Regions from separate parts of the Homo sapiens genome. Here regions 1 and 2 are each linked to region 3. A link is a contact called in ENCODE Hi-C data. All regions are on one chromosome and are shown on one strand. Each heading gives the region's core, a stretch centred on a gene start or an enhancer-like site at or near the end of the contact. The rest is flanking DNA. Distances are from core to core; before and after follow the strand shown. Region 1 holds the start of PPP4R2 (protein phosphatase 4 regulatory subunit 2). Region 2 overlaps PDZRN3 (PDZ domain containing ring finger 3). Region 3 holds the start of UBA3 (ubiquitin like modifier activating enzyme 3).

Evidence for each region. Hi-C counts contacts between places; a loop is a spot of excess contacts on that map. Pooled maps may share reads with other maps.
Region 1: a loop to region 3 is called in a pooled map, with 4 times the contacts of the local background. The contact joins the promoter of PPP4R2 here to the promoter of UBA3 in region 3. A Hi-C loop is called at or near these places in 11 of 50 pooled maps.
Region 2: a pooled map shows a loop between it and region 3 (8-fold over the local background). The contact joins the enhancer-like site here to the promoter of UBA3 in region 3. A Hi-C loop is called at or near these places in 2 of 37 single-sample maps with no recorded cell type and 3 of 50 pooled maps.

Annotation. Positions count from the first base shown.
Region 1 is chr3:72,995,421-72,998,275 of GRCh38, forward strand. It overlaps PPP4R2 (protein phosphatase 4 regulatory subunit 2), which reads left to right and starts at 1,391. Exons shown (of 9, transcript NM_174907.4): 1 at 1,391-1,651; 2 at 2,657-2,738. The coding sequence starts at 1,618. LOC124909395 (a long non-coding RNA gene) reads right to left here and starts at 1,771. Exons shown (of 2, transcript XR_007095961.1): 1 at 1,687-1,771. RefSeq lists enhancers at 1,016-1,065, 2,326-2,375 and a silencer at 1,246-1,875.
Region 2 is chr3:73,447,443-73,450,142 of GRCh38, forward strand. All of the region lies in intron 3 of PDZRN3 (PDZ domain containing ring finger 3), which reads right to left. Among named protein-coding and RNA genes, the nearest start is that of PDZRN3-AS1, 170 kb to the right of the region's middle. RefSeq lists an enhancer at 1,556-1,625. Within about 2 kb of position 1,434, at least 3 of the 41 ENCODE cell types and tissues checked have a DNase peak (open chromatin) inside an H3K27ac peak, as active enhancers do.
Region 3 is chr3:69,078,989-69,081,693 of GRCh38, forward strand. UBA3 (ubiquitin like modifier activating enzyme 3) reads right to left here and starts at 1,377. Exons shown (of 18, transcript NM_003968.4): 1 at 1,346-1,377; 2 at 1,124-1,165. The coding sequence starts at 1,365. RefSeq lists silencers at 856-1,085, 1,206-1,295, 1,416-1,485.

The sequences.
Region 1 (2,855 bases), core at 141-2,640, 3.9 Mb after region 3:
GCTCACAGATGAGTATAAAAATGTCCACGCACTGGCTGGGAGCCAGATGATTTGGGTTCTGGGTTCTAGTTCTGTCTCCCCAGACTTGCTGTCTGTGACACAGCTTTCCCATTTGTAAAATGTCAGGGCTGCAGAGGACTTCTGAGGTTTCCGCCCTCTCCTACCTCCTGGGAGATTATGTCATGTAATAATGCTAACAGTGGTAATAAAAACCCAGCCACGTTGAGTGTTCCAGGTTTCACGCACTGTGCCAAATGTTTCACATTTGCCATTTCACTCAATCCTCGTGGCCGTTTTACAACCCTCATTTTATAAATAAGAACCCTGAAGCTGCCTGAGTTTAGGTAACTACTTCAGGGCCACACAAGGAGTAAGTAGTTGAGTTGGGATTTGAATATTGATTCCAAACCTTGAGCTCTTAATGACTTTGCTGTATACATTACTTCTTGCCACAGGTGGGCCAGTGACGAACGAACGTTGGGTTAAGCAGGGAGGTATTCTTGTTAGGATTATTAGCAATGCTTAGTGTATGTATGTATTGTTAATTTTATTATTATTTTTTTGAAACAGTCTCGCTTTGTCGCCTAGGCTGGAGGCAGTGGCGCGATATCGGCTCACTGCAACCTCCGCCTCCTGGATTCAAGCGATTCTCGTGCCTCAGCCTCCCGAGTAACTGGGATTACAGGCACGAGCGACCACGCCCGACTACATTTTGTATTTTTAGTAGAGACGGGGTTTCGCCATGTTGGCCAGGTTGGTCTTCAACTCCTGACTTCAGGTGCTCCGCCCGCCCCAGCCTCCCAAAGTGCTGGGATTACAGGCTTGAGTCACCGCGCCCGGCCTGTATTTATTTTTATATAGAGAAGGGCGAGGGAGCGGGGTCATTTTGTTACCCAGACTGGTCTCGAACTCCTGGGCTCAAGCGATCCTCTCGCCTCGGCCTCCCTCCCAAAGTGTTGGGATCACCGGCCTGAGCCCCCTGCCCGGCCTCGCTCTACGTTTTTTAGGCGCATTCTGAACGTGAAGTGTATACACTGAATTCTCACAGCAACTGCATAGGGCATCAGTACCAGTGCCCTTACTGTACAGATGGGGAAAATGAGGCTCAGACAGGCGAAGTAAGTAGCTTAAGTTCACACAGAGAGGAAATGGCAGGGATTCAAAGCCTAGGAGTCCGCCTGCAACCCTCTCGCCTGACCGTCCAGTCTTCAGCTCCGCGGAGCCTGGGCCTGGGGCTGGGGCTGGGGCTGAGGCTCTGGAAGCCGCCGGGACGCAGACGCCACTGGGCCCCAGCGTCACACCTCGGCCGCGCACGCGCTCTCGGGTTCCGGGCCGGAGCGCGCGGCGGGAGCGAGGACGGCGGCAGGGAGCGTGCGCGCGGTGACGTACCGGGCGCCATGTTGGAGGGTTGGTGGTAGCGGCTTGGGGAGGTGCTCGCTCTGTCGGTCTTGCTCTCTCGCACGCTTCCCCCGGCTCCCTTCGTTTCCCCCCCCCGGTCGCCTGCGTGCCGGAGTGTGTGCGAGGGAGGGGGAGGGCGTCGGGGGGGTGGGGGGAGGCGTTCCGGTCCCCAAGAGACCCGCGGAGGGAGGCGGAGGCTGTGAGGGACTCCGGGAAGCCATGGACGTCGAGAGGCTCCAGGAGGCGCTGAAAGGTGGGGGTAGCTGCCCCCTCTCCATTCCCCCTCACCTTCTCCGGCTCGCTCTTCTCTCCTTTCAGGGCGGATGGTTCCGAGGACCGGGGCCGGGCGCGGCGTGGGGAGAGTGCTTCCCGGGCTCCCATCCCCCTCCACCTCCCCAGGGGCGGGGAGCCCTGTGGGCAGCTCTCTCCCGCCCCGCTCTGGCTTTGTGTCGGCCGCCGGCGTCTGGGCTGGGGGAGGGGAGCCGGGGAAACTCTTGCGGGGGCCCCAGTCTTTCTCCCACCCGTTCAGGGGACGAGTGGCGGACCCGCAGACCCCTCCCTCCCAGATATCCTCTTTTCTCCACCAGGCTACCCGTACGCTAGGCGTTGGGGTGGGAGAAAAAGTAAACGGTTGGTGGGGGCGGGGGTAGGGGGTAGCATCGCAACTTTTAAGTTGTCTCAGTATGCCTTTTTCAGGGCTTTTGAAGTCATCTTTCCGCGCCCTAATTTCGAGGTGGTTGCCTTCACTGTTCTTGATTGCACGCCTTCCACGCAACAGGCTTGAGAACAGTGGCTTACAAACTTCGAGTAGAGAGATTTCAGCGTTTTGAGAATTATTCTTTGACATTCAGAATCATTTGGGGACGGCAACTTGGGGTAGTTGGTGCTTCTTAGAAAGGCAGATTTATGGACTTAGATGAACAATTGGTGGGAGTCGGGGCCTGGGGATTTTTATTTTCACTGGATTCCCAGCTTAATATAATGCTGGTGTTCCCCCGGACCACACTTCGAGAAGCACTGCGTTAAAAATGGTTTGTGAAGTTGAGTGCCCCCTTTAGGAGGATTCTTGTTATCTGTAAAGAGGGTGACATGTTGGAAGTAGAACTTGGAGGATTGAGGTGGTAATTTGGTTGAGAGGCCTTATTTTTTTAATTTTGTATTTAATTGATTTTTAATAAGGTAAAGGACTAGGAGGAAAGTTTGTTTTTAGAGCGCTTTTGAGAAAACTGATAACGTTTTTTTTTCTTCCTTCATCTAGATTTTGAGAAGAGGGGGAAAAAGGAAGTTTGTCCTGTCCTGGATCAGTTTCTTTGTCATGTAGCCAAGACTGGAGAAACAATGTGAGTTGAAAACATGCATTTGTCGTTATAGACCAGTGCATTATTAAGAATTGCTCAGGAAAGGGAAAAAAGTATATTTTGGGATAATTAAATAATTCATTCTAAATTGTAGAAGTC
Region 2 (2,700 bases), core at 184-2,683, 4.4 Mb after region 3:
TTTGCTGACACGTTCCTCCATAGAGCAGTCTACACTTAACTTCTCTTCTTTCTCACCTCCACCCATTCTCTTTGGTTTGCCCTCTGCAATCCTTCCTCCATAGCCGAACACACACTACTATAGCTGTCCCATCTGGGGTCATAATGACCTCCCAATTGCCGCAACCAAGAGCTTGTTGTAAGTCCTCCATTCAAACTATCTAAATAGGAGGACGTGGAGGTCCATAGTTCAAGATTTACCTCCACTGGCTTTAGAGATAATTCAGTTGCAGTCCAAAAAGATTACTTACCGGCGGAACTGAGATGTGGCCCCAGCCTTCTGTTAACCATGTTGATGTTCTTTCTCCTAAAGACCACCACCTGCCTTGACCTTCCCTGTAACACCTGACCCTGTTGACTCTACACTCCTTCTTAACTCTTCCCTGGTCCTTTCATAGTATACATTCCTCATCTACCCAGATCCCTCTGGTAATGCCTGCTAGCTCCTTTTCCTCTTGCATTCTACATAAATATAGATATGCCCTAAATATCATAGCTTTTCCAGTAGTAAGGATCATATCTAGCACACACATTTTCTTCTTCCCACCTCTCTTCTGTCTCCATATACTGCCAGTGGGAGTTCAACCTATTAGAAATGCCCTCTGACAACCAAAAACATCCTTCTCTTTCATCACCCGTAAATAAGCACCTACCATGTGAGATTCAGCACAGGAGGGGAATCTGGGATCAGACTGCCTAATTTCAAATCCCAGCTCAGCTTCTTTAGCACATGCCATTGTGACCTGGCAAGATTCTTCCCAAGTCTTCATTTTTTCTTCTAACCACCTACGATTGTTGTGAAGACTAATGAGAAATTACTCATACAGAGTTACTCAGTGAAGTGGCTGGCTTGCAGCATTAATGGTAAATGCTCAGTAGATTTTAGTTTTCTTCCTTTCTTTTTTACATTTTCACTTTTAATGTTTGCTAGGGATGATGCTGAACCCTAGTTCCATCCCTTGTATAGCTCAGCGTCTGGTGTAATTAAACTTTAGATGTGCCACAGCAGCTGTCTGCAGAGTAGATGGGGAGAAAGGAGTGAAGAGTTAATTCTACTTAGGGCATCAGAAAAACCTTCATTTGAAGAGCTAAACACTAATCTCAATCTTGTTTTTTTTTCCTGGGGACTAAGCTGCTATACAGACCACATGTAAACTTTATTTAATAGAAGCTTCACAAGTGAGCAATATCATGGCAAGAAAAAAACATTTAGAACAGAATTGTTCAGACATTGGGGTGCATTTAGCTACTAGGGTGGGCAAGAAACATAGGCCAGAATAATTTGTGGCTACCCCTGAGGATATTCACAGTATGTAACACCTCAAGCCAGAGAAGCCATGGAAACACCTGGTGTGATACATCTGTACTTGTGGCACGAAAGTCAGGACAGGCACCTTTTATATTTAAAACCAGTCACCATGACTACCACAACCCAGTTTCTCATGCTACCACAAACCTTCTATTTCTCACTGCAATGTGGTGTGTGGCATGGTTGGAGTCACAAGACTGATTTTCATGGGACTTTGAACCTCTGATTCTTATGTTTCTTTGAGTTTCATTTTAAGCCTGGTCTTTGCAGAGAAAGGGGGAAGAAATCACAGATAATTAAAGCATAAAATATTCTCATTTCATGGTGGGGCTAACAAGTGAAACTACAAGTAATGATGTAATCCAACTTGTCAAAAAGGGAAATGAAAAGAGGAGACAGAAGGCAGGACAGAGCCTTGGGACCCAGCGTGCCATGTCATCTTCTAATTAACTAACTGATCCTTTAAACTGTCAAACTCGGCGAGGAACTCCATGGCCTGGCATCTGATTAATATTCATATTCGGGCACTGGATGCTCTGATTTAAGTCCCAACGGCTGTAGTTAAACATCAGTCTTTAAAAAAAAAAAGAGAGAGAGGGAAATAAAAACCTGCCTGGTGAACCAAAGTCTCCAGGTTTTACATTCATAGGGAAATGAGGGAAGGCCACACTGAGTTCCATAATCCACAGTGCGAGCAAATCCTCCGTGGATGCATATTGATTTCTGAATCATGATGAGGACTTGTATATTGAACAAATAATTATTTTGCTTCTTTCTACTGGCAGCCACATTGTTAATCATATCCCACGCCTCACTGTTAAATAAGCGAACAACGCGTGTAAAATTACATAGCATTCGGTAATATAATCAAGCTTTTAATTTCAAACAAAAATAATTGAATATGTAATTTAATTAAAACAGGCTAGAATCCATCATTCAGTTAAACTGTAATAAGTGGCAGCCTGGACTTTTATTCTTATGGCACAGGCTGCAAAAGAATATATTGCCTCCCTTAAATTGACTTCTCGACTAAAAAATGCTTCAGTCTGGGGTGTAAGAAAAGCCTGTTCTAACTGCATGCTTTACGTAGATGAGGCAATTGACTTAAAAAACTCAAACCAGCACCCCTAGACAGAGTCTCAGTCTGATTCACACTCCCAACCACCAACAGCTGGGCAGCACACGCCATAGGTACCTCCTCTGGAGGACGATGATGAGAAGGGTCCTTAGGAGGCACTGGATGGACTGTGCCTTTTCCTTTACTCTCAGTTCTCTTTTTATTAATTAAAGACCTCTGAAGGAAGAAAATAAGTCAGCCCAGTTCCACTGCAAGTTCTAACAGCATTGGTTTTT
Region 3 (2,705 bases), core at 127-2,626:
CTATAACTCCACAGTTTCTACCGTCAAATATATTAGTAATATCCAATTTTTACAAAAGGGACCAAGAAGTATTGCCTAGCAATAAAAACCATACGTTTTGATGTCAGAGTTGTGTTGGGTTCCACAATTAACAGCACTGTGACCTTGAGCAGATTACTTAATAGACATAAACCTCATCTGCAGGCCGTTCATAGCTACTTCTTTCAGCCATGAGGATATAGATAATCACACAGAAGACTCAGTACAGTACGTGGGATATGGTAAGCAATGTTTAATTGTGATTTCATGTAAAAGTGGGAGGGAAATAAAAGGCAGGAAAGAATGTGAAATTAAGTTTGTCATCCCGGTCCTCTTGCAGCTGAAATTCAACTGAGGGACACACATAAAGATCAAAGCACTGCTACTGGGAATCGGCACGGAAATTTACAAACTCACCATAACCAATGCAAGAGTATTTTTTCCCTGCCCAGGCAGGGAGGGGAGTAAATTATGTGGCGCTGGCCAGGTTAGAAAACACTTCGATTAAATCTGTCTCACCAGCATAGAATTAAGCATCTGATAAGAAATAGGGTGTGTAGTAAAAGGGATAAATAGGCTGTTTGAAGTCAACAACCTCTTTCCAGATCTTTTAAGAGCCAATTATTCTGCCAAAATGACTGGAGTGCTTAGTACAATACCTGACATGTAGAGTTATCATTAAAAGTTTGCAATTAGTACTACTGTCTCAGTGTTTGCAAAAGGCCACAAAACGGTCTTGTGTCCTTTTCCTGTGTGTTTAAGGTAGATTGCCTTTTCACAGGGTCACTGCTCTGACAATTTGGGATGGAGGAAGAGGAGTGCACAAGGGTCCTTCCTCAAGACCTTTACGTCAAGCACCCCGGAGGGCCCCTGCAGGAGCTGGGGCAGTACAGCCTGGCCCCGACGCCCGCACCGGGCAGATACCGGGAGCGGCCCGCCAGGCCCCCGGGGCTGCGGGGCGGGGATCAGGGGATGAGGCAGCGCGGCCTGCGCTCCGGGTGTCCCCCTCCCAGCCCCCCGGGCCCGCTGCGGCTGGTCCCCTAGGCCTGGGGTGGGGGGAGGCGGGGGTCCCCGGAGAGGGCCCCGGCCTCCCGGCAGCACTAACTTCTCAGCCAGCAGCTCCTCTATTCTCCTTCTTTTCTTCTCCCTAAAAGAGAGAATAAAAGAAGGGTCAGCATCGCGCTACACACTGGGCGCCGCGAGGGGAGGGGGGCGAGGGGACGGGGCGGGGGGTGTGGGGACCCCGGGTGGCGGCGGCAACCGCCCACCGCCGCGCTCTCTCACAACCCAGCCCAGCCCGGCGCGTCTGCAGAGCCCCGGTACTTACGGCTCCTCGCCATCCGCCATATTGTTCTCCGCCTCTTCCCAGGTGCCCACGCGCGGCAGGGCGGGGAGGAGCGGGACTGGCAAAGCGGGGAGGGGCGGGGCTGGCGAAGCGGGGAGGGGCGAGGCCAGAAACACAACCGGCAGGGAGGTGCGAGGTTGACTGCGGCTGGGCTCCCATGGGCTTTAAAGTCTTGCCCTGTAATTATAATCTTAATTACCTACGCTTAATTAGGTGAATCTTATACCGTGCATAATGTTGCTCTGCAGCGTGAAAATGTAGACAATACATTATGCGTTTACACAAACTATATGTTAATACGTAATTATACAAAATATTGGTATATTCTATGAAAAATTCGTGAAGAACCCTCCCAGTATGCCAGAGCTTTCCTCTGGGGGCAAAGATCAAGGAAATTTTCACTTTCTGCTTTTCAGGATGGTTCCAAAGTCTTTGCCTTTATAAGTACTCACTTGAATAATAAATTTATCTAAATCCGTTTACATTGGTGGGGTGGGAGATTATTATTTTCTTTGAACAAATCAGCATTAATATTTTCATGTCACATTCTGTTAGATAAGTTCAGCGGAAACAAAATGATTAAAACTTTTCCTGAGATAAATGTGTATATTTAGATACAAAGAAAAAAGTATAAAGGAAAACAATCACAAAAATCAAAGAATAACTGAGAACACCCATAATCCTATCACCTAAAGATAAATTGTGATAAAAGTTTCAATTATTTTCTTCTAGAGTCAGAAATACAAATATACACTGTGAATCTGGATGGCTGGATAGAGGGAAATGATCATGTTCAAAAATGTATGTATATACACGTACACACACATCTCCTTCTATGGAGTGGGACAAGAATGATATTTGGAATCAAAAGTAACTGATTTTAAATTCTTCTCAGTTGTGAGCTACGAAACCCTTAGACACTTCTATTTCTTCATTTATAAAGTGGGCATAACACTATTCACCTTGTAAGACTGATAATTAAGTAAAATCCAGAGTGGCTCTCAAAATACAGTTCCTGATCAACATCACTTGGGAAGTTTTTTTTAACACAAATTTTCACCCCTCACCGCCCCCACCACGCTCCCCACCGCCCCCCCGCCACCCCACCCTTCAGCCTTCTGCAAAGCCTGGGGTGATTCTCCACTGGTAAAGTTTGAGGGCCACTGAAATGGAGTACATAAAGCCTGATGGGTACTCAGTAAATGTAGCTGCTGTTACTACACTGTGATATTTAACCTCCTCTTGTCCTAGTTTTCAGTGAACCTTAAGGAAAGCTTGTCCTTTATGGTCCCCCAATTAGGTTCAGTTCAATAGCATTCACTGAGCTGAAAGTCAATGCCAG